Linked DNA regions of Homo sapiens: region 2 is linked to region 1. Evidence: chromatin loops called from intact Hi-C (ENCODE). Cell type or tissue: dorsolateral prefrontal cortex. All regions are shown on one strand. Each heading gives the region's core, and the rest is flanking DNA. Links, peaks and the distances in the headings are about the cores only.

Evidence for each region. A loop is a pair of places that touch in the nucleus more often than their neighbours do. Peaks named below come from ENCODE experiments on the same cell type or tissue, not always from the same donor. Only the 100,000 strongest peaks of a DNase experiment are listed, where the experiment ranks them.
Region 2: a loop joins it to region 1, with 2.6 times the contacts of the local background. A loop is called at or near these places in 16 of 110 quality-filtered maps.

Annotation. Positions count from the first base shown.
Region 1 is chr7:104,974,995-104,984,663 of GRCh38, forward strand. LINC01004 (long intergenic non-protein coding RNA 1004) reads right to left here. Exons shown (of 1, transcript NR_039981.2): 1 at 6,753-9,669. Among named protein-coding and RNA genes, the nearest start is that of LINC01004, 11 kb to the right of the region's middle. RefSeq lists enhancers at 8,531-8,620, 8,921-9,220. In dorsolateral prefrontal cortex, for the core only: no CTCF peak of the experiment used is centred there; a DNase peak (open chromatin) is centred at 2,458; H3K4me3 peaks cover 310 bases; H3K27ac peaks cover 3,254 bases.
Region 2 is chr7:105,484,529-105,494,197 of GRCh38, forward strand. PUS7 (pseudouridine synthase 7) reads right to left here. Exons shown (of 16, transcript NM_019042.5): 7 at 7,012-7,089. Among named protein-coding and RNA genes, the nearest start is that of PUS7, 33 kb to the right of the region's middle. In dorsolateral prefrontal cortex, for the core only: CTCF peaks have their summits at 3,621 (motif pointing left) and 3,633 (motif pointing left); no DNase peak of the experiment used is centred there; H3K27ac peaks cover 1,277 bases.

The sequences.
Region 1 (9,669 bases), core at 1-4,000:
GCCGAGATCGCGCCACTGCACTCCAGCCTGGGCGACAGAGCGAGACTCCGTCTCAAAAAAAAAAAAAAAAAAAAAAAAAAAAAAAAAAAAAAAAGAAAAATCAAATGTAACTAATTTCCATTTTACAGATGGAGAAATGGAAACATTAAGGTTTTAAGTTGTTTGGGAGGCCGAGGCAGGCGGATCACAAGGTCAGGAGATCAAGACTATCCTGGCCAACATGGTGAAACCCCCGTCTCTACTACAAATACAAAAAAATTAGCCAGGAATGGCAGCGTGCACCTCTAGTCCCAGCTACTCGGGAGGCTGAGGCAGGAGAATTGCTTGAATCCAGGAGGCGGAGGTTGCAGTGAGCTGAGATTGAGCCACTGTACTCCAGCCTAGTGACAGAGCGAGACTCCGTCTCAAAAAAAAAAAAAAAAGATTTTGTGGGGGCCAGTTGCAGTGGCTCATACCTGTAATCCCAACACTTTGGGAGGCTGAGGCGAGTAGATCACTTGAGGTCAGGAGTTCGAGACCAGCCTGGCCAACATGGTGAAACCTTGTCTCTACCAAAAATACAAAAAAAAAATTAGCCGGGAGTGGTGGTGGATGCCTGTAATCCCAGCAACTCAGGAGGCTGAGGCAGAATTGCTTGAACCTTGGAGGCAGAGGTTGCAGTGAACCGAGATCGCGCCACTGCACTCCAGCCTGGGTGATAGAGTGAGACTCTGTCTTAAAAAAAGAAAAAAGATTTTCTTAGGTTACTGATTCAGGGTGACACAGGGTCAGTTGGTCAGTGAAGAGGTAGAAGTGAAATCCAATTCTCCCAATTTCTATTTTCTTTCAATTGTATGACAGGTTAGGTTTAAAGTCCTCTCCCCACCTGACATACACAATAGTACTGGCCATTTATCATCACGATGGTGGTGATTGACATTATATAATGTAAATCGGCACCATGAGATTGTATGTTATATATGTCTACATTTGTTTCAGGAAAGTCTATCAGGAAAGACATCAAAATCCTACCATTATTATCACTGGGTATAGAGTCTCATGATGTTAATTCTTAAGTTCTTACTGATTTGTATTTTGTTTTCCCCTCAAGAATAAACATGTACTACCTGTGCTACCCAAAAAAATAGAGGGTGCAAAACAGCCTCTAGTTTTTTTTTTTCTTTTTTTGAGACAGGGTCTTGCTGTGTCACCCAGGCTGGAGTGCAGTGGCACAATCTCAGCTCACTGCAACCTCCGCCTCCCAGGTTAAAGCAATTCTCCTGAGTAGCTGGGATTACAGGTGCCCACCACCACGTCCAGCTAGTTTTTGTGTTTTTAGTAGAGACGGGTGTGGGCCACCGCACCTGGACAAGCCTCTAGTTTTCAACATGTTCTTTACATAGGGAATTAAATAGGCTTTTCGCCCAGCAGTTTGAATATTAATCAGGTATGTTTGGAGGGGTAAGCCACAGGAAGGGAATCCTGGCAGAAAGTGCTAGTTTATCTTCCAATCTGTACTTTTCTTCTTATATAATGGAATTTTTAGCTGAATACAGAGTCATCCAGTTTCCAAGCCTCCCTTGCAGCCAGATATGGTCATAGATGGGAGTAAAAGTGATGTATGCAACATCCAGATTCTTTTTTTTTTTTTTTTTTGAGACATGGTCTCACTTTGTCACCCAGGCTGGAGTGCGGTGACAAGAACATGGCTCACTGCAGCCTCAGTCTCCTAGGCTCAAGCAATTCTACTGCCTTAGCCCCCCATGTAGCTGGGACTACAGGCGCACACCACCACACCTGGGTTATTTTTGTAGAGACAGGGTTTCACCCTGTTGCCCAGGCTGGTCTCAAACTCCTGAACTCAAGCGATCTGCCCACCTCAGCCTCCCAAAGTGCTGGGATTATAGGCATGAACCACCGTGCCTGGCCCAGATTGTTATCCTTAAAAGTGAGGACAGTGTCTTCATTTTCTCCCTTTCTGCTGGAACACAGATGTGAGGGTGGGAGCTGGAGCAGCTATCTTAAACAGTGAAATAGAAGCCATGTATTGAGGGTGGCAGCACCAAGAGAAGGAAAGCAGGCCCCTGACATTACTGAACTGCTACTCAATTTTGGCATCTGTTTGTTACAGTTGTCCAACCCCTATCCTAAGTAATACCAGATCTAAACATTTAGCACAACAGTGCTCTGACTTCCTCATCTGAAAACAAATGTGTTCTTTGGAAAGAATGTACAATTGCATTAGCCAAGCTTTCTTTTGTTTATGGGCACAAGGACCCAATTCTACCTCAGTGATGAAGAATGAGTCCTTAATCCAGGGCATGTTATATAATATGGATGGTAAGGAAACTGCAGAAATTCACTTGGTATTTTCAGCAGATCATGAATGCTTGGGCACTTGGTTTCTGGCTCTTTCTGCCCGATTCTAACCACCCCCTCCTCCTACAGACACAATTCAGAATTTGTGCATGTGGTGCAGAGTTTTGTGTAGGAGGGCTGCCTAAATGAGCCTTCTTGCCATCTGGCTTCTTGGGCAGTGTGGAGAACTCAAGGCCACATCTGCCACTTAGTGCAAATTCAAATGTATTGAGAGTTATAATGGCTCACGTATTAACACACAGAATAAGTTGACTGAAGATAAACCGTAGAGCAGAAACTTCTTTTTTTAAAAGCAGCTTTAAACAACATTTATTATCTCACAATTTCTTTGGGTCAGGAATCTCGGGTACAGCTTAGCTAGGTGCCTTTAATTTAGGTTCTCTCACAAGGCTGTAATCAAGGTGTTGGGCTTCCACCTTTTCATCTGAAGGCTCTCCTGGAGGCAAATTTACTTCCATACCCATTCATGTGGCTATGGGAAGGTCTCAGGTCTTCTAGCAAGCAGTAACTTTTTTTTTCTTTCTTTTTTTAAAGGCAGGGTCTTGCTCTGGGCCTGGAGTGCAGTGGCACAATCTTGGTTCACTGCAACCTCTGCCTCCTGGGATCAAGCAGTCCTCCTGCCTCAGCCTCCCCAGTAGCTGGGACTATAGGTGCCTGTCACTATGCCTGGCTTCTTTGTATTTTTTGTAGAGATGGGATTATAGGTGTTAGCCCCTGTGCCTGGCCAGCAGCAACTTCTTAATAGAAATTTTGAACTTTCTGGATTCTTAGGAACACAAAATATACTTACCTTTTGAGTTGAGGTTGGTCACTGCCAGAGGTTTCAGCCAGTGATTCTGGTCTGTGACCTTCTTGGGTTATGCTGAGCGTCCTTTATACTATATAGACAGAATGTCACAATTTATACCGGAGTTGGTCTCAAGCCCTCTTAACCCAAGTACTTAGCAGCTCTCCTCTATTCATGAAAGTTTGCAACCCATCAAGACTACTTAAAGATTAAAATAATACCTGATTGAATCCTGGATTATATTTCAAAGTTTTGTCTGAGAATTCCCTCACAACTTCTGAGGTCATTCTCTGATACCATGGTCAAGGTACGTGATATTACTTCTTTTTCCCATTTTTCAAATGAAGAATCTGAAAAATTACACAGCAGCATCAGGATTTTTTTTTTTTTCCTAAACTACTTGATAATGTGAGTCTAAGGATTTAAACGTTCCTGTCTGAAGCCAAAGCCTATTTTGTTTCCAGGCCTCAGTAAACAGAGTTGGTCCAGAGGCTGGAAAAGTCATTTGACAGCATTCCAGCCCTGTCAGCATCTTCACTGAGTAGCTTTGTTATTTGCTATAAACAGTTGTAAATTTCCAGAACTGCAGGCACACCCATATTAAAGTGTTCATTACTAAAATGCCTCATAATGCCAAATGCAAATCAACAAGTGAATTAAAGTCCCAGTGGAATTCTGTCCCTGGATCCCCTCCACTAGCACAGATAATTGAGAACTGACAAAATTTAACTTTTCTTAAATAATATTTAGTCAGATATCTCAAATCTGACCCCTTCTATCATTTAATGGAACTTCTCAATTGTGGAGGAAGAATGGTTGATGCTATGCTTTAAGCTGCTTTTAAAATGTGAAACCTATTTTGTTAACGGAGAAACGACACTTTTTTAAAAATAACAGGACTTCTCTAGGCCCCCAAGTTTTGCTGAAACTCAGGGAACACATATGGACAACTCTCTAGTTGTTGTTCTTCCTATAAATCCCAGAAACCATAGCTTCTGATTTAATGCCCCACCGGAACTGCAGACCTTAAAAAACAAAAATCCCACTGGGATGAAAGAGGCTCATTTGTTTTGAAGTTGTGGCCCTTCCACCCCCTGGGTGGCTCCTCCCCCATGTCTGTGTCTGTGGCTTTGATTTATAATCTTCCACCCCCACAAGCCTTGGCATTTACTGGGATCCTACAAAGAGGTTAAGGTGTAAAGCAGGAAGAAGCTTTTAAGGACAAGAGGGAGTTGGGGGTAGGGGCTGGGGTATGAAAAGAGAGTTAAGGAGAGGAAAAGCAATTATAAGAGACCACATGCGTAGCATAAATGAATGAGCACACGGGCAGGGAAGGCCCTGGCTGATTGAAGAACTGCTGAATGTGGTTTTGCCCGCCAAGGCAGTGCCTGTGGTTCTGTGATACAGCTTCCAGTGGGAGAGCTCCTTGCCCAATGCACTGTAATGAGGATAGCCAGTATGTGAACCCCCCTCCTGCTTTGTCAAGGTTTTTTATATGCTTGCACAGCTAGCTCTGTGTTCCCAGCTGTAAGGCCTGGGATTTGCAGTTTATCCCCTGGGGGGTAAATAATAGGAGCTGCAATCTTCTGCCAGAAAAGAACTTGCTTCACCAGCTTGGACACTCAGTTGATGATGAACGCAAAAGATTTTCTGGAAAATAAAATGAGATACCCCATGGGCCAACCTTTGAAAACTGTGAGGTGCCAAGTAAATGTGAGTCATCGCAGTTCTAATAATTATCAGGGCTAGGTAGGTGGGTTTTCTTGAAAAGGATGAAGCCTCAGAACTTATGGCTTAGTGCCTAAAGGGAGCTTCATGATTTTCCTTGCAGGAATTTCTGGAGACAGACAACTCAAAATTTTCCCTTTGGAGTTTCTGATGCAGTGTTGAATCCACAGATTCTAGAGGCAGACTTGGGTTGGAAGTCTGGCTCTGCCATTTATCTGTGTGAACTAGGGCAATTCTCCCCTCTGGAAAATGGGAATACTCTATTACTGGATGTGGTTGTGAAAGAAGTAGTGGATGTAAAATGCTTAGCATAATGTATAAGCATTAATAGAGGCACAATGCATGGTTACCTGTATCATGTACCTTTCATGAGAAAATTGGTCTGGTTTAGCACTGAGGCAATGGAAGGGAAGGAGAGACAACACTGTGACATGTCTAATATAAAGCACACAAGAAAAATAAGCAATGGGGACATTTATTATATACAGGCCCAACCAAAGATTCCAGGGACTCAGGGTGAGAAGCACCCAATGCTTTCCTCAAGCAACTGGGTTCTTGGAGAGCCCAAGAAGTACTGGTATTAAGTACCAAAGTCTATGTCTGTCAGTGCAGGAAAAGAACTATAGATGGTCATGTAGACTATGTGGAGAGAAGGTATCTCTTGGAATGTGTCTGAGGAAGTAAATTTTAGCTGTATAGCCTATGCAATGCTGAAAATGGGTGAGAATGGATGACGGCAGGATTCTAGAACCTACTATTGTCGTTGTCAGTAATGAGTCACAAAAGTCACATAGCGAACATATGAAACACACAGTATAATTATGCTGCTCATTTGCACACGGGTAACACAAATCTTGTCCACAGCCTGTTCCGAAGCTACAATCCAAAAAATGGCATTTGGCTTCTGCCTCAAATAACAGAAAGTTGAATCCAAATACAAATTTTTATACTAATTATTATTTTCTGTCATTCTTCATCTTGTTTGCTAACCATTTAGCTTGAATATTAACACAAATATTTGTTGACAGTGTGCAATTATATGCACTGTGAAGGATGCAAAGGAATTTAACATGTTCCCAGACTTCAGAATTGGCATCAATTGACTCAAAAGGGAACCAAAGATGAGTATCAAACCCAGGCCTTCATTCTTTATTTTTTGGTTCCTCTTTAACATTTTCCACTTTCCTACTAGCAGATTCTGACATCTGAGTCAAGATTACTTGTCTTTAATCATGTTAGTACTGACTCGATCTATTTATATGTTAGAGTAGCTAGCACTAATCGAGCTTCTACTATGTGCCAGGCATTCATGTCACAAGCATAGACCATTCAGTTAGTTCTCAGGACCCTATCTAGTATTTATTATCGTCCTCATTTTACAAATGAGAAAATTGAAGCCTAGAGATTAAAGAACTACTGTGAGGTCACAGCCTAATGTCTCATGGCTAGGAAACATGTAGGTGCAAAGAGGGGAGGTGGACTGAGATTTACATTTTTTCTAGCTGTTTGGAGTATTATCAGTTATAAGATAATGCACTAGAGGGCGCTAAATACACAAGCTTTAGCTGTTTCCATAATGCAGTTCCCACAGTAGTGAAAGATATATAATTGGTAATGGATGCAAGCCAAAAAGGCCCTCCCCAAAAAAGATGCAATTTATGATAACTGAGAAGCTGTATTTCTGTCCCCTCAATTAAGAAAAACCCTCATTTTATATTGAGCAATATTTATATTTTGTCTCTAATTTGATATTGATTGCTATTCAAAGTTCCTTTCAGTTAGAAGTTTAATTTTTCCTTGTTCTGCCTGCTGAATGACAAAGGGAAAGGGTAGAGTAACCTGGATGAAAATAAATTTTTAAAAATTGCACTGAGATACATTGCATCTTTTAAATTTTATTTAGCAAAGTTAAACATACATATATTTTAAAAGAGAAAAAGAGGAACTCACCCAACCCTCATATCCAAGAGCTTAAAATCACAGGAACTCAAGACCCATCCTCAACTTCAAATGCCAGTCATTATTTTAGAGGTAACTCAGATTTCTAAGTAATGCTTCTGTTTCTCGATTTATCAAATAGACATTATTTATTTTGTTTTCCTACATGAGAATTGAGTAGTTAACAGAATACCCATCTCTTATCAGTAACAAAGATTTACAAAATAACTTTTGTTTTTCATAATTACAAAAGCAATACATTATTATTGAAGAACATGTTTTAAAAAAAGACAAAAAGTAACAAAACTCTCCATTATCCCAACAGGCAGAGGAAGTTATTACCATTTTAATGCATATCCTTAACACATACATGTAAAAGATACATATACACATAAAAATATAAATGTTTAACAGAAATTACTTTGTACACAATATTTGATTAAACTATGATCTGTCTTCTTTCATTTTCGTTTTATTGTAGTAAAATTTACATAAAATGCATAAATCTTAAATCTATACATTTTTACATTACATAGAAATGTGTAATTATATACTCCATGCTCCCTCCCAATCAGTGCTGCCTCAAAACGAACTGCTCTTCTAATTTTAGAGCTTAACTCTTCTCGTCTCTATCACCACAGATTAGTTGTATTTTTAAGCTTCATGTAAAATTTTCCATGTCAACTTTGAAAACATGACAGTTAAAAGTTCTAAGGAATCTCCAGTTCTCCAACTGGTGTGGGAATCAGATAACTTGACTCCAGTGTGAATTGTGGTTACTGATGGTATCACTGAGTCTGTTATGGGCCACCCAGTCTTAAGGGCCAAGAATTTATGGCCCTGCAGGGATTGCAGAAAGAAACCAAACCGAAGTTCATAACTCAGCCTAAAAGGAGAAAGTTCTATTACTCAGTATCTCAAGACTAAGTGGATCATAAATGGTGTCACAAGTTTGCAGTTTTTTTTTCCTGTGGAAGATAATAATCTTTTGTATGTTTAATTCGTTATCATTGCCTTATAAATTATCACAAGCAGCACAGATAACTACTGGAGTCATCAGTGCAACTTAAAACAACAAAACTAGCATTTCTCACTTGCTGTTTTTCAGACACCTCCCATCATCTGCACCTGGTCCCCAAACCAGCTGTCCATGAGCAATGACAAAGAACTAAAGCGGGGATGGGGGAGAGGGGGTGTAGGGCCCAAGAGCTGGGGAGCATTATGGCTTGCTGTCAGCTGGCAGTCTAAGATGTACTTGGGAAGATGTTTCATACCCATTTTCCCTGTGAAATTAAAAATGTGATGCTACCAAACCTTTGCTTGTCCACCACCCTTAAAAGAATACTCATTCAGTACAAAGCCCTGCAAAAAGGAGTGAGCCAATTTGAATAAAAGCGGAAACTTCGTAGGAATTAGGAGCCTGAAAGGCTGCGTGAGAGATCGCAAACATATTGAGGCGTTCTTGAAACACCTGCTCTCTGATTACAGGTGGGAAAAGGCCATTCCTATGCCTTCTCCCATGGGCACGGCGAATCAAAGGCACTTTCCATATTTAATACGACTAATACGTCATTGGGCAAAGAGATACTCAATACATCCCCATAGCTTTTCCTTACTTTTACTTAACCTTTATGTCGGACGCTTTATGCCTAGTACTGTTCTAAGCGCTTTGCATGCATCATCTCATCAACCTAATATTTAATAAGAGGCTCGGATAGATTAACTTTTAAAATCTGGATACAGCTGGTTAAGGTGGCAGAAGAGTTGGAATTCAAATAAAAGCCAGTCCTATAGCAGGGCCATTATTGCTCCTGCCTCCCCTAGCTTGATCACGAAAAATGAGTAGTTCTTTCCTCTGGGCACACAGGACAATGAACAGGCGGGCTGCTGCCAGAATTTACCGAAGATGGCCGCTGTGCTGGGCTCGGAGTGAGCTGACGGTGTCTCAGCGAGAAAAGTCGGGAGCGGCAGCAGACTGCTTTTTTGGAGGGCAAGAGGGGAGAAAAGGGTTCAACGGAAAACGGGGGTAACATAAGAGCCCGAATAAGGGAAAAGGAAACCCCTGACTCCCCTAGCCACAGAAAGCGCTGGGCGGAAATGAACCGGCCTAGGACGCGCCCTGCGTGGAGGCAGGCCCGCGCGGCGGAAGTGCGTTTCTGGGGCTCCTCCTGAAGAATGCGGAGGAGGAACTGAGCTGGCGCGCGGGCCAGCTGTCCTCTCTTCTGATCCCGAAGACAGGATCGGATTATGGGTTGTTACCGGCTTGTGCGGCCCTGGGGGTTGCCGGTTCCTGGAGACGAGCTGCACCCCTGCAGTTTACTGGGCTCTTCTGTGACCCGCTTTCCGACCCCGCCTGGGGTATTCAGACCGGGGCAGACAAGGCCCTTCTGCCCCTCCTAGCGGCCGCCTCTCCTAGGCTGGAGGGCGGCGCCCCATATGACACAGAAGGCGGCTAGGGATACGCCCTGTACCATGCCGGCCAGTCTGGATTGCCCTAACGCCAGGCCCCGACTCGCTCTGGCCAGCGGGCATGCGGCGAGTTTGCCCCCGCAGCGCAGCCGCCCACAACTCGGTCTTCCAGAGGAGCGAACGTTCGGACTGCTTGGTAGTTTACTAGGGCAAAGTACCACCCCACCCCGAGCGAGCAAGCGGACCTCAGGAAAGGGGCTCCTTCTGTGTAAAGTGATCGGCAGGCCTTGCAGTGGATCTTCGGTGTCCATAGTTATATACCAATCACTATTTTGTCTACATCATTTGGACTGTGCAGAATGAGATGCCAATAATATATCACATACAGTAAAAGGGCTATTTTCACAAAAGGTCAAAACTGGGATATATAACCTCTTTCTTTTGATTAG
Region 2 (9,669 bases), core at 1,924-5,923, 510 kb after region 1:
AGCTCTGGGACCGGGCGCGGTGCTTCATGCCTGTAATCCCAGCACTTTGGGAGGCCGAGGCGGGCGGATTACCTGAGGTCAGGAATTCGAGACCAGCCTGGCCAATATGGTGAAACCCCGTCTCTACTAAAAATACAAAAATTAGCCGGGTGTGGTGGCACACGCCTGTAATCCCAGCTACTTGGGGGCTGAGGCAGGAGAATTGCTTGAGCCCGGGAGGCAGAGGTTGCAGTGAGCTGAGATCGTGCCACTGCACTCCAGCTTGGCTGTCAAAAAAAAAAAAAGCTCTGAGATTTAACTCATACTTAGGATGTCACCAGTCAGAGATTTTTTTTTTTTTTTTTTTTTTTAAGACGGAGTCTTGCTCTGTGTCGCCCAGGCTGGAGTGCAGTGGCATGATCTCAGCTCACTGCCACCTCTGGCTCCTGAAATCAAGGAATTATCCTGCCCTGGCTTCCTGAGTAGCTGGGGCTACAGGCACACACCACCATGCCTGGCCAATTTTTATATTTTTAGCAGAGATGGGGTTTCACCAGGTTGGCCAGGCTGGTCTCAAACTCAAGTGATCTTCCCGCCTCAGCCCCACAAAGTGCTGGGATTACAGGGGTCAGCCACCACACCTGGTCAGAGATTCTTTTTTTTTTAATCTCAAATGTAAGTAGAGTACTGTTTTTTGTTGTTGTTGTCGTCGTTGTTTTTTGAGATGGAGTTTTGCTCTTTGCCCAGGCTGGAGCGCAATGGCGCGATCTTGGCTCACTGCAACCTCCGCTTCCCGGGTTCAACCGATTCTCCTGCCTCGGCCTCCCGAGTAGCTGGGATTACAGGCATGCGGCACCATGCCCGGCTAATTTTGTATTTTTAGTAGAGACAGGGTTTCTCCATGTTGGTCATGGCTGGTCTTGAACTCCTGACCTCAGGTGATCTGCCCGCCCTAGCCTCCCAAAGTGCTGGGATTACAGGCATGAGCCACCTTGCTCGGCCTAAGTAGAGTCCTTTTAAAGTTGCATTTTAATGTTCAAATTTATGATCCACCTGGAATTTATTTAGCAAAGGGAAATGAGGTAGGGGAGCCACACTTAAATGGTTTTTTAGATGGTTACTCAGTTATCCAACATTTTTTGAATCAACCATTATTTTTTGAATCAACCATTATTTTCTCCACTTATCTTAAATGATACTTTGAATACGTACTAAATCCTTGGATGTATCTGGGTCTAGGATTACTCTATTCTACCTAGTCATGTTCCAGTATGAAATTGCTTTAAGTGCTATATCTCTTTTTTGTTTTTGAGACAGAGTCTCTGTCGCCCAGGTTGGAGTGCAGTGGTGCGATCTAAGCTTACTGCAACCTCTGCTTCGTGGGCTTACAAAGTCTCCAGCCTTAGCCTCCTGAGAAGCTGGGACTACCGGCATGCACCACCATGCCTGCCCACCCTGGCCTCCGAAAGTGCTGGGATTACCGGCGTGAGCCACTGCACCTATCCAGGTGCTATATTTATTTTTCTTTCTTTTTTTTTTTTGTTTTGTTTTGTTTTTGAGACAGAGTGTTGCTCTGTCACTCAGGCTGGAGTGGAGTGCACTAGTGTGATCTAGGCTTACTGCAACCTCTGCCTCTTGGGTTCAAGCAATTCTTCTGCCCCCAGCCTCTCAAGTAGCTGGGATTACAGACGCCTGCCACCAAGCCCAGCTAATTTTTGTAATTTTAGCAGAGACGGGGTTTCACCATGTTGGCAAGGCTGGTCTGGAACTCCTGACCTCAAGTAATCTGCCCGCCTTAGCCTCCCAAAGTGCTGGGATTACAGGCGTGAGCCACCGCACCCAGCTGTACATATTGATTTTTGTATATTTTCTTATCTTATATAACTTTTTCTTCCTTTTTTAGAGACAAGGAATTGCTCTGCCACCCAGGTTGGAGTGCAGTGGTGCAATCATAGCTCACTGTAACCTTGAATTCCTGGACTATGTATGGGAGCAATGGTAGAACCCAAGAGCACGAATTAACCCAGGGATTGTATCCCAAGGAATCTAGAAGCGGAGGATCAGTATGAACAGAGTGAGGAACGGGGGACAAAACTCCTCTTCAGCCAGGAACTACTGCTGTAGAAACTGACAGAACAATTCAGGGTCAGGAGCTGTCCTAGAGAGAGTGTTCCGGAGACTGCTTCCTGATGGTGCCACAGAAGTGCCTGATAGTTCTGTCCTTTTTTTTTTTAAGTTGAGATAAAGTTAACATAATATAAAATTCACAAGGCTGGGCATGGTGGCTCACGCCTGTAATCCCAGCACTTTGGGAGGCCAAAGTGGCTGAATTGCTTGAGATGAGGAGTTCGAGACCAGCCTGGCCATCCTGGTGAAACCCCGTGTCTACTAAAAATACAAAAATTGGCAGGGCATGGTGGTGCACACCTGTAATCCCAGCTACTCGGGAGGCTAAGGCAGGAGGATTACTTGAACCTCAGAGGCTGAGGTTGCAGTGAGCCGAGATTGTGCCACTTGTACTCCAGCCTGGATAACAGAACGAGACCCTGTATCAAAAAATAAAATAAAATAAATAAATATATATATACACATGTATAATTCACCATTTTAACTGTTATAAAGTGTACATGCCAGTGATTTTTAGTATATTCACAACAATGTGAAACCATCACCACTATATACTTCAAGAACGTTTCCATCACCTGAAAAAGAAACCCTGTACCTATTCAGCAGTCACTCCCGTTTCCTCTCCCTGCAGACCTCGGCAACCATTAATCTACTTTCTGCCTCTATAGATTTTCCTATTTCAGACACATCATATAAACAGAATCATACAATATCTGGCCTTGTGCGCCTGACTTCTTAGTGGAATGTTTTTAAGGTTTATCCATGTTTTAAGTATATATCAGTATTTTGTTTCATTCTTTTTTGTGGCCGAATAGTAGTATCAATTCTTGAATATACGATAGACATCCATCTCTAAATTCCACTGGCACAGCAAAAAGCAAGAACTATACTCAGTTCTGGTTGGTATGGGTGCTCCCTGAGAAATGGAATGAAGCTGACAATGTCTTCATGATACTATTCACAGTTTTAATTATGATGATCCCAGATCAAGGTCTTTGGTTGTAAATTTACAGCAAATTCAGTGAGTAACTAGGGAATATAAAAATCTTGCTTTTAAACATCAGGAACCAATTAAGCAACATGATGCACAGAAAACCTTAATTAACAAAGCCAGGGAAATACTGGCCCAAGTTCAGAAAGGAGACTGGCAGGAACAGGCAGGAAAAGAAACAAATCATTCTGAATGAGACTGTTCCTGCCTGAGACCCTGTTAAAATTACTAGGTGGCTTTAGAGTTTCATGAAGCTGAAAAGACGTGCTGCTTATCCCCAGGACCGATCAATCCAGCAGTCATTCAAATGCCTGTGTGGCAGAGTGGGTTTCTCCTGTTCACAAGTTCCCACGGGAAAGGCCAATCTGCCTGGCCCCATGTATCCATTAAACAAACTAAGGGTGTAGCCTGTATCCGTGAGATAAGTGCTGTGTGCTTTCAGAGGGCCAACATTTAGGTGTCTAACACAGTTTCTTACTAAGTCAACAGGAAGATGATAAAGGCAGCAAAAATCTGAGGACAGAGCAGTGTCCTGATGAAGTGTGACATCTGCTGGCTGACCAAGAAAAAAAAGAAATATTCTTGGTCTTCAACTATTCTAAGACTTCACATCAGAAAACGCAAAATAAAATAACAAGATGCCATTTTTTGACCCTCAAATTAGCAAATGACTCCCTGTCCCCATCATAACACCATGCTGAGGAAGATTCTAGGGAACCAGAATAAAGGTGGTAAATTGGTACCACTTTTTTGCAGGATAATTAGGCTTTGCTATTAAAAAAAAAGAGAGAGAGAATTTCTCTGTGTTTTGACCAGCAGATGGAAAGAAAAAAGACAAACCACATTAAAATGTCATATTCCCTTTAAGTCAGTAATTTCACTGCTAAGTTTATCTTAATGAAGTTATCACAGATGTGTGCCAAGATTTAGCTACAAATACGTCTGTCATGGACTGGGTTATAACAGCAAGAAACGAGAAACAATGTAACATTCAAAAATAGAGTAATAGTTTAAATTAGGATATATCCATACATTCAAACATATTTTGCTATATACCTACAGGAAATAAGGTACACCATCTATTGTTCAAAATAAGAATACATAAGTATTGCTGTTTAAAAAGGAAAAAAAGTCCCTCAAAAAATATATACCATGTTGTGAATAAGGTGATCTCGGAAGAAGTACAGTTATGGCAGGCCTTTCATTTTCTACCTAGTTCTTTCTGTGTTGAAAACAAAATAGGCAGAGCCCAGTGGCTCACGCCTGTAATCCCAGCACTTTGGGAGGCCAAGACGGGTGGATCACGAGGTCAGGAGATCGAGACCATCCTGGCTAACATGGTGAAACCCCATCTCTACTAAAAATACAAGAAATTAGCTGGGCATGGTGGCGGGCGCCTGTAGTCCCAGCTACTCAGGACGCTGAGGCAGGAGAATGGCGTGAACCCAGGAGGCGGAGCTTGCAGTGAGGTGAGATCCCACTACTGCACTCCAGCGTGGGCAACAGAGCGAAACTCCATCTCAAAAAAAAAAAAAAAAAAAAAGAAAGAAAGAAAAGAAAAAGAAACAAAATAAACTGACTTTTTTTTTTTAATCAGAAACAAAATTCACAGAGCCAGCTAGAAATCACAGGAGGTGACTAGGTATTTTAGATACCAAAAACAAGGCAAAAACCTTCTGTTGTGACCTCTATCCACAGAGGATGAGAAAGCCTGAGCCTTCAAACCCCTGTCCCCCTACCCCCATTCTTCTGAGTTTCTGGGGAGTCCCTGGTCCATTACCCACAAAGGTTATTTCAAATCTCCACTCTCTTTCAAGCTCCCTTACCCACTCCTGCCCCTTCACTCTGAGCAAATGACTCCACATTCTATATGCCACAGCGAGAAAATGAAACCAGGCCACCAGATAGGAACACCATCATCTTCATGTATTTACTCCTGCTCTCTTTCAAATGCTTCAATATTTGTACACACCACCAGTAAAAGCAATGGTGAGATGACTGCTTTTATGACATCATGCCACTGTCTCAAGGTCAAGGAAGAAAAAGAACTGGAATAAACATTACGATACAACCGGTTCAACAACTACATTATTTCAGGGGAATCAGAAAAGTAGTGGGAAAGAAGCCCAATTGTAGGGGATTATGGGGTAAAGAGGAGATACCACCATAAATTCTTTATAAAAAGATGAGGAAATTCAAAATAAATATATGGGCTGGGCGTGGTGGCTGATGCCTGTAATCCCAACACTGTGGGATGCTGAGGTGGGTGGATCACCTGAGGTCAGGAGTTCAAGACCAGCCTGGCCAACATGGCGAAACTCCATCTCTACTTAAAATATAAAAATTAGCCAGGTGCACTGGTGTATGCCTGTAATCCCAGCTACTTGGGAGGCTGAGGCAGGAGAATCACTTGAACCAGGGAGGTGGAAGTTGCAGTAAGCCAAGATCCCACCATTGCACTCTAGCCTGGGTGACACAGCAAGACTAAAAAAAAAAAAAAAAAATCCGAGAAACCAAAATAAATACATGTATTTAAGTAGAGGTAGCAAACATAGCGTACTTTATTTTTAATTGCAGTATGACTGACATACACTGTACACATTTAAAATGTACAAGTTTTGACATGTGTATAAGCCCATGAAACCATTACCATATTAAAGACAATGCATCCATCACCCCCAGAAGTTTCCTTGCCCCTATGTTATTTCTCTCTCCCACCATTCCTTGCCTCTGGAGGTATACTAATAAGACAGCCTAAATGTGTCTGACACAGTACAGCTATTAAATTCATCCTTTCTCTTTTACCTTCACTGTGACTAACTGGGTTCAGACCCTTATTCTCCCTCCCCAGAATACGTCAATAGCCCTGGTCTCTAGTTTTGCATGTCTTGCTCCACCGGCGATCCATAATCCAGCCTCTATACACCAATCCCCATTTAGATTAAGGTTGAGGCAAAGACCCTCAACCTGACCTAACAGGCCCTTCAGGATCTACATCCTGCCTAACTCCTAGATCCTTATTTCTCGCTATGCTCCTCAAAAACTAAAGTACATGCCAGGTACCAAATATGCTTTCCAACGTCTTTTCTTAACCTGCTTTTTTGGTTTGGAAAAAACAATCCTAAATCCTACCCAGCCCCAGGAAATCTCTACTCATCCTTCTAGAATCTAGACCAGTGGTTCCCAATCGGGGGCAATTCTGGCCTCAGGGAATATCTGACAATGCCTAGAGACATTCTTTGCTATCATAACTGGGCAAGGAGTTGCTACTGCTACATAGTGGGTAGAGACTAGGGATGCTGCAAAACATCCTGCAACGCACAGGACAGTCCCTACAACAAAGAATTATCCAGCCCCGAAGGGCAACAGTGGAGAGGTTGAGAAGCCTTGAACTAAATTAAAACTCAGCATCCCATTTTCTATGAAAGCTTTCCTGTGTTCCCTCCACATCAACTCCCATGCTTGTTGACAGGCATACATTAACATCCAAAGTATATCTCTATTTCAGTATTTATCTCACTGCAGGAGAAGTTCTGATTTACATGTCCGTCTATTCCACTAATTATAATTGCTTCAAAAACACAGACTATTGCTTTTATCTGTAGCTCTCGGGTGTACAACAAAACAGCATGTTCACTATGTTGTAATTTTAAATAACATATTTAACAATGAATGAACAAAAGAGAGAAAGAAGCATTATTCTCTTGGCTTTACCAAAAAAATCTTTAAAAATTACACAAATAATACACGTTTCATAGATAAGAAGAAGAAAAAAACAGAATGAAAAGTAATTTTTAAATAGGCAGAAGCACCATCTAAAGCTGAGAGAGAAACCCCCAAAGTAAATTTGAGAATTCTGAAAAGCAGTGCCAGGATATTTACAGTATAAATCCTGTTACGTGCTCTCTACTTACTTGAGAACAGCAATTTCTTGAACTGTTATAGCCCTTTTATCTTTGGTTCCCATGTAGGAGAATATATTTGGCTTGACTCTGGTAAGAGAGAAACAAGATCATCTGAAGTCACATACTGTAATATTATAAGGAAATCCTAATTCTCATAATTTAAGTTTTAATATAAACATACTTACAATCATAACACAGTAAGAGAAGAATGAGGAGAAACTTTATTTTAACATGAATCCAGGGAGGCTGGGCGCAGTGGCTCATGGTCTGTAATCCCAGCACTTGGGAGGCCAAGACAGGTGGATCACCTGAGGTCAGGAGTTCAAGACCAGCCTAACCAATATGGTGAAACCCCATCTGTACTAAAAATACAAAAATTAGCTGGGCGTGGTAGTGTGTGACTGTAGTCCCAGCTACTTGGAAGGCTGAGACAGGGGAATTGCTTGAACTCAGGAGGCTGAGGTTGCAGTGAGCTGAGACCACTCTGCTGCACTCCAGCCTGGGCCACAGAGACTCCGTCTCAAAAAAAAAAAAAAAAAAATCTACTAAAACAACATAAATTCATATGCAAGCTAGAAAAGTAAATGATAGCCAGGTGTGGTGGCATGCACCTACAGTCCCAGTTACTGGGGAGGCCTGAGGCAGGAGGACTGTCTGCGCTCAGGAGTTGGAGGCTACAGTGCGCTATGATGGTGCCTGTGAACAGCCACTGCACACTACACTCCTGCCTGGGTGACGTAGTAAGACCTGCTCTCTTTAAAAAAAAACAAAAAAGGTAAATGATGGCCAAATAATTCTTCGCTTTTTTTTTTGAGACGGAGTCTCTCTCTGTCACCCAGGCTGGAGTGCAGCGGCACAATCTTGGCTCACTGCAACCTCTGCCTCCTGGGTTCAAGCAATTCTCCTGCTTCAGCCTCCCAAGTAGCTGGGATTACAGGCATGCACCACCACATCTGGCTGATTTTTTGTATTTTTTTTTTTTTTTTTTTTTTTGAGACAGAGTCTCGCTCTGTCGCCCAGGCTGGAGTGCAGTGGCGGGATCTCGGCTCACTGCAAGCTCCGCCTCCCGGGTTCACGCCATTCTCCTGCCTCAGCCTCCCAAGTAGCTGGGACTACAGGCGCCCGCCACTACGCCCGGCTAATTTTTTGTATTTTTAGTAGAGACGGGGTTTCACCGTTTTTTAGCCGGGATGGTCTCGATCTCCTGACCTCGTGATCCGCCCGCCTCGGCCTCCCAAAGTGCTGGGATTACAGGCGTGAGCCACCGCGCCCGGCCGATTTTTTGTATTTTTAATAGAGATGGGGTTTCGCCATGTTGGCCAGGCTGGTCTTGAATGCTCGACCTCAGGTGATCCACCCGCCTCGGCCTCCCAAAGTGCTAGGATTACAGGGGTGAGCCACTGCGCCCAGTCAATAATTCCTTTCTTAGCAGTGTAAACATTTGTGGCTATTAGTAAATAACTGATGTTGTTCAAAGACTTGGCTAGCCAGCAACAAAAAAGGCAACAATGCACTTCCTATCCATCATCTACAATTCATTACATTACATAAGACAGTGAAAGCAAAGAAAAATGCATTCTAGAGATATAATGTACCACTATGAAAATTTATCTTCAGTTTTTAAAAAGTTATTGTGTGAATTTTCCATGCTGCTATTGCTTTGTATTAAAAAATGAAAAAAGCCAAATGAAATGCTAAAACTGGGATCTGAATAGTTTTGATATGAAGATAATAAGTAACCTAGTTAACTAAGAAGTATTTTATAAACTTAACCGTTCCATATGAGAAGGAAAAAGCCAGGAAGGATTTCTTAAATCCTGAGCAATCCTCAACTCCCGATCTTGGAGGAACTCCCTCCCCACCCACCTATTCCTGTCAAGAATCGTCTGTTCTCTCTGGCTCAGGTACAGGCATAGTAGCACAGACTCTCTCCCAGGGAGTTAATAAATAGAGCAAAATAAATGTTACTTAATTGGGTACTGTGTATTATGGGCTGAACTGTGTCTCCCCCAAAATTAGTATGTTGAAGCTCTGACCCCCCAGGACCTCAGAATGTGACTGTATTTGGAGATAGGGCCTTCAAAGAGGTGATTCAGTTAAAATGAGGCCATTTAGGGTGGGCACTAATCCAATCTGACTGGTATCCTCCTAAGAAGAGGAAATGGGGACACACACAGATACCAGGGGTGTGCGTGCACAGGGAAAATGCCACATGAAGACACAGTGAGAAGGCAGCCATCTGCGAGCCAAGGAGAGAGGCTTCCGGAAAAAAAACAAACTTGCCGACACCTTGAGCTTGGGACTGTTAGCCTCTAGAAGCATATGAAAAGTAATTTCTGTTAAGCCACCTGATCTGTGGTATTTTGTTATGGAAGTCCTAGCAAATTAATACACTGTTTCCATATTTAAAATGAGTTAAATATATATTGGAAACCAAATTTCCACAGCATACAGACTTGCTGTGGTGTGTAGCCACTTCCATTTTTAAGAAAAGCTTTGGCACCTTGCCGATCCCCAGAGATCCAGTCTCTGCTATATTTACATTCCTGTTAGAAAATCAGACCGGTCTCAGGTTTAGTCAGTCTCCAGGAATTGAGAGCTCCCAGTCTGGCAAAACCAACCTCTGCAACCACGTCAAAGGATAAGTATAGGCTTTCAAAAGAGAAA